Regions from separate parts of the Homo sapiens genome. Here region 1 is linked to region 2. A link is a contact called in ENCODE Hi-C or POLR2A ChIA-PET data. All regions are on one chromosome and are shown on one strand. The core of a region is the stretch at or near the end of the contact, and the rest is flanking DNA. Distances in the headings are between cores, read along the strand shown.

The links. A loop is a pair of places that touch in the nucleus more often than their neighbours do. ChIA-PET counts read pairs that join two places held with the same protein, here RNA polymerase II (POLR2A). Pooled maps may share reads with other maps.
Region 1: a loop to region 2 is called in a pooled map, with 2.2 times the contacts of the local background. The contact joins two enhancer-like sites. A Hi-C loop is called at or near these places in 4 of 168 maps with a recorded cell type or tissue (GM12878, OCI-LY7, mammary epithelial cell and 1 more), 19 of 37 single-sample maps with no recorded cell type and 14 of 50 pooled maps. POLR2A ChIA-PET finds 5 or more read pairs at or near these places in 3 of 52 experiments (H1, T-cell and activated naive CD4-positive, alpha-beta T cell).

What each region holds. Positions count from the first base shown.
Region 1 is chr7:149,579,740-149,582,439 of GRCh38, forward strand. It overlaps the pseudogene ZNF767P. Among named protein-coding and RNA genes, the nearest start is that of TRC-GCA15-1, 3.6 kb to the right of the region's middle. Within about 2 kb of position 1,417, at least 2 of the 41 ENCODE cell types and tissues checked have a DNase peak (open chromatin) inside an H3K27ac peak, as active enhancers do.
Region 2 is chr7:149,421,048-149,423,747 of GRCh38, forward strand. No RefSeq gene overlaps it. Among named protein-coding and RNA genes, the nearest start is that of TRC-GCA11-1, 7.2 kb to the left of the region's middle. RefSeq lists an enhancer at 741-1,240 and a silencer at 1,372-1,621. Within about 2 kb of position 1,349, at least 17 of the 41 ENCODE cell types and tissues checked have a DNase peak (open chromatin) inside an H3K27ac peak, as active enhancers do.

The sequences.
Region 1 (2,700 bases), core at 167-2,666, 160 kb after region 2:
GAGCTTCCCAGGTGAGGCGATGCCTCAACCTGCTTTGGCTCATGCTCGGTGGGCTGCACCCACTGTCCTGCCCCCACTGTCCAACAAGCCCCAGTGAGATGAACCCGGTACCTCAGATGGAAATGCAGAAATCACCAGTCTTCTGTGTTGCTCACGCTGGGAGCTGTAGACTGGAGCTGTTCCTATTTGGCCATCTTGGAACCGCCCCCCACTACGACATTTTAAATAGGTGTCTACGTTTTAACTTCTTCCTTATTAGACACTAGGGTAAAGGTTTCATTATTTTCTGAAATCAGCAAATGCTGAGGCTAGAAAGTGGTGGTTCTTAACCCCAGATATAAATTAGAATCACTTGAAGAGTCCATGAAAGTGCCATTTCCCAGGCCTCACACCAGACCAATTAAATCAGAGCATCCAGGGTGGGGCCCAGGCATGATAAAAGCTCCCAGGAGGCTCTAGACTGTAGCAAAGGGCAAGACCCCACTTTAGCAGAGCTTCCAAGAAGCCTCCGTAGCCCAAGTCTCCCTGTTCCCACTCTGCCTCTTCTTATTCATCCTTAGGTGAACCCCAAATATCTAGAGAAAGGTCTCCATTAATTATGAAAGTGTATTTTGCCAAGGACGCAGATGCGTGTCTGTGACACTGACTCAGGGCGTCCTGACAACCTGTTCCAAAGGTGGTAGGGGCACAGCTTGGTTTTATACATTTTAGGGACACATGAGCTATTAATCAATACGTGTAAGATGTACACTCGTTCCATCCAGAAAGGTGGGACAACACCAGGCGAAGGTGGGACAACTGGAAGCTGGGAGGGGGCTTCCAGGTCATAGGTAGAGAAGAGACAAAAGGTTGCACTCTTTTGCATTTCTGATGAGCCTCTCTAAAGGAGGCAATCTGATAGAGATTTATCTCATAATCAGAGGGGTGACTTTGAATAAAATGGGAGGCAGGTTTGCCCTAAGCAGGTCTCAGCTGGACTTTTCCATTTAGCTTAGTGATTTGGGGCCCCCAAGATTGAATTTCATTTCACACTTATGTAGACAGCACTTAAAACTGGACCAGAGGCCGGGCGCAGTGGCTCACACCTGTAATCCCAGCACTTTGGGTGGCCAAGGCGGGCAGATCACGAGGTCAGGACATCGAGATCATCCTGGCTAACACGGTGAAACCTCGTCTGTACTAAAAATACAAAAAATTAGCCAGGCGTGGGGGTGGGTGGCTGTAGTCCCAGCTACTCAGGAGGCTGAGGCAGGAGAATGGCGTGAACCCGGGAGGCGGAGCTTGCAGTGAGCCAAGATCATGCCACTGCACTCCAGCCTGGGCGACAGAGTGAGACTGCGTCTCAAAAAACCAAAACCAAAACCAAAACCAAAACCAAAACCAAAACCAAAACCAAAACCAAAAACAAAACGAAACAAAACAAAAAAACTGGACCAGAACAGCATCTTCCAGGAACAAAGGCTGTTTCAACATTTCCTAGTTGTCTTAATTTTTCCCTTGCCTGATCCAGACATTCTCTCTGGGATGGGGTGGTATTGGTCTTCTATTTCCAAGACAAACCACCAGGATCTATAGCTCAATCAGTAAGCCCTTATAAGGCCAAGACAGTTTGCAGAGGATGAAATGTCAACATGTTAAAGTGTAAGTAAAGTTCTACGTTGTGTTCAGATGTTCCAATTATCAACGGCAATTTTACATCATAGTTAAGCTTTAAAGGTGAACTTCTGCAGAAGGGATCACTGAATTACATCAACCATCTCAAAAACTAGAGGATGTCATGGCGTTCTATGCTTTAGAGAACAAACAGCTTTTTTGACACAAATCTTAAAATTCATAGAGGTTCAACTATACAGCATAGAATTCTGAAGCACAATTCATGATTTTTAGTATCCCTTATACTAATCATGTTTTATGAACCTTTTTAAAAACTACCTTATATTTAATAATTCTTCAGATTTATATAAACAACATAAGTTTATACTTTAGATAGGTTGAAAACATGTTCTGGTAATAAAAGTATTTGAAAGCAGCAAAGTCTTACTATCTTTACATTGAATGGCAGGAAAACACAACAGAGAAGCAGGCACTGAAGACAGAGCCTGGTCAAGTGTAGTGTCACTTGAGGCTCTGTCTAATTTGATCATTTTGCAAATGACACTTTGCTCTACTCCTCTGAGTTGAAAATATTCTGCATCCTGTGACTCTCCTTATTAGTATAAGATGTATGGCCTGAAAAACAGAACTTCTTTTATTTTCAATGATATGTTTCATAATTTCTTACTCATTAAAGCGGATTCTTTTAACAAGAGATGTGAACTTTTTATTTAGTATTTTTTTCCCTCCAAAAAGTGGCACTGGTAACTCAAACGATAAATGCTAGAGGGGATGGATACCCCATTCCCCATGGTGAGCTTATTTCACATTGCATGCCTGTTTCCCAATAGCTCATGTACCCCATCAATATATACCACTATGTACCTACAAAAACTTAAATTTTTAAGAGGTAGCTTTTGCTGTTTCAGTTCCACACTTAGAGCTTTGGCCTAGAACTTGGGTACTTGCCCCTTTCCTGTCCCTGCCCTCCAATACCTTCTGTTAGTAGAAATGGTCTCTTGGGGCAGCCTCCTTCCTGTATCCCCATTACTGTTTCAGCTCCTCTACCCAAGCCCGCCAGCCCTCCAGCTACTCTATAAACAGTCT
Region 2 (2,700 bases), core at 99-2,598:
CCCGGACAGGGCCGAGAAGGCAGGCAGGGCCTAGTGGGTCCTGAAAGATTTTGGACCTTACCCTAAGAGCAATGGGGAACCTCCCAAGCAAGAGAGGACTATGATCAAATTTGCCTTTTCAAAAGATTCCCTGGCCGCCCAGTGCTCCCACAGCATTCAAATCCGTTAAGAGTGAGGCCCCACAATAGGACAGAGGCCCTGCCGCCTGCACATCACTCACACGGAGGCACACGTCACTCAAATACACCGGGTGCTTGCCAGCCTTCCCACCGGCCCACAGAGCGGGGCTTCCTTGCCTGCTCCCCACACAGAACTAGGGGAGACGGCCGACCTGCGGGAGGATCGTCTGGCCCTATGCCTCAAACGCCTTAGAAAACGCTCGTACCCTGGACCAGGCAGTTCCACTCCAGGAGGTTAGTCTTTGCATGGCATTTGTTTTATTAGGGGGCCACCGCAGCCTGGGCTAAAGAATTTAGTCTTCGGAAAAAACTAGGCAGACATTTGAAAATATATCAAGGAAAAAAAGTGCAGGCCGGGCGCTGTGGCTCACGCCTGTAATCCCAGCACTTTGGGAGGCCGAGGCGGGCGGATGACGAGGTCAGGAGATCGAGACCAGCCTGGCTAACACGGTGAAACCCCGTCTCTACTAAAAATATAAAAAATTAGCCAGGCGTGGTGGCGGGCGCCTGTAGTCCCAGCTACTCGAGAGGCTGAGGCAGGAGAACGGCGTGAACCCGGGAGGCAGAGTTTGCAGTGAGCCGAGATCCTGCCACCGCACTCCAGCTTGGGCGACAGAGCGAGACTCCGTCTCAAAAAAAAAAAAAAAAAAAAGTGCAGCCTATCATGAGAGAGCGCCTCCAGGTCCACCTCCGCATGGGACAAACACAGCGAGCGGCCAGGAGCTGGGCCTCAGCCTTGGTTTCCTCATCTGCACAACGAGAAAAGTGGGTAGAATGCAGGCTGCCCGGGAAGAAGCTTGAGCAACCCTAAAGCTCGGGGTCAATTCACGGAGTCCCCTCTCCTTCTGGGACCCAAGGCCCTCCGGGTCTTCTGTGCTGTTTTGTGCCGTGGGTTGAGCCTTCGAGGTGGGGTAGGTCTCATATTTCCTGTGCTCTCAGATTCCTGCGGCCGCACCTTTGTTTGCACTAACTGTGTTTGCACCAACTGTGTTTGCACGGGGATTTGCTGGGGCCTTGGCCGGCAGGCCAGTGTGTGCAAGAAAAGCAACCTGACAGCGGCTCCTGCTAACCAGGGCTGGTTCGGGGCTGCGGCCGGGCGGCTCCCGCACTGCGACTAAGGGCCAGCCGGCTGGCAGGCGGGGCTGGGGCTCGGATGTCGGGACTAGCGGGTCTCTGGCGCGAGGCGGCCGCCACCACCGAGAAGGCCGCGCGCATTCCTAGAGCGGCCGCCAGCGGCCAGGTGAGGGCGCCGCGGCCTCCGGGGCCTCCTCGCCTCTGGCCGGCAGGGGGCAGCGCGCGGCCCCGCGCGGCCCGACGTGGCGCTGGCCCGGGAGGCAGCCCGTGGGCCGCCGGCGCGCCCTGCCGGGCACCCAGCAGCGCGCTCCCGTTCTCATCAGACGGGAGAAAAAACGCCCAGGCAGAGGAACGTCTAAAAGTCAAGTCATCAAAATTAATGTAATCGAGAAAATGTGCATATTTAAAATATGGATAGAGACGCATAAATACATCTTTAAAATAAAAATATAATCGTTTGTGTTAAGTCCTTGCTCCATTGGCTCTCAGCTGCACTCACAGCACCAGTGAGACCGACACGGTTGTGCCCCATCCCACAGGCGCCAAATGGAGGGCGCAGGGTTTTAGGAGCTCGCGTAGGGCCTCTCGGGCGGCAGCAATGGAGCCGCGAGGCCGGCGGGGAGACCGAGGACGGGACCCGCTGAGCTCTGGGTGAGCTGGGGGGACTCGAGGGGACCTGGATGGGCCAGAGGCCTGGCTTGGGGAAGGGCCCCTTCCCGGTTCCCCAAGGTCCCGGTGTGCCGCTGCCGTAGGGAAGCAGGAAGGCACGGCCGCGCCAGGCGACCTGAACGAGAGGAAGCCCGGGGTCGCCGCCCGCGGGCGCGGCTGGTGTTCATACCCAGCCAGGAAGGGCGGGCGGGCCTCGGGTGCCACGCGGCGTGCCCGGCGCTTTCCCCGCAGTCCCGCTTGCTGCCCGTCCCTGGACTCCTTATCAGGCAGCTGGGTGACCTTGCTGCAAAGGGCAGGGCCGTGGAGCAGGATTTCTGCCGCACACCAGCCACCTGCAACGGTGGTAAGAGGATTTGGCAGTGATCCGGGTACTCTACCTAATATTGGGGCTGAAATATCAGAAGGAATGATAAAATCCATTTTTAAGTGATAGCGTTTAAAGGTGTTGGATCAGGTTTAATGAAGAAAATCATCTCCATCCCAGCTGGGCAGAGATTTGGGATTGTACCCGTGTTTCTTCCCGCACATTGTCACCTGTGGCTTGTTCATCCGTTCATTTCGCGTGCACTGAGGACCTCTGAGGACCTTGCGCCAGACTCTGGAGCAAGCGCGAAATGAACAAAAGCCGGCCCTGCCCTTGGGAAAAATCAAACACACAATGGCCGCTGAGTGCACGCTCCGAGCACGCGCCAAGCCCTGGAAAGCCCGGTAGAGGGGACCCTCCAACCTCCCGCAGTGATGCGTGTGTGGCCAGGGGTCTTGCTAGGCTGCACCTTGC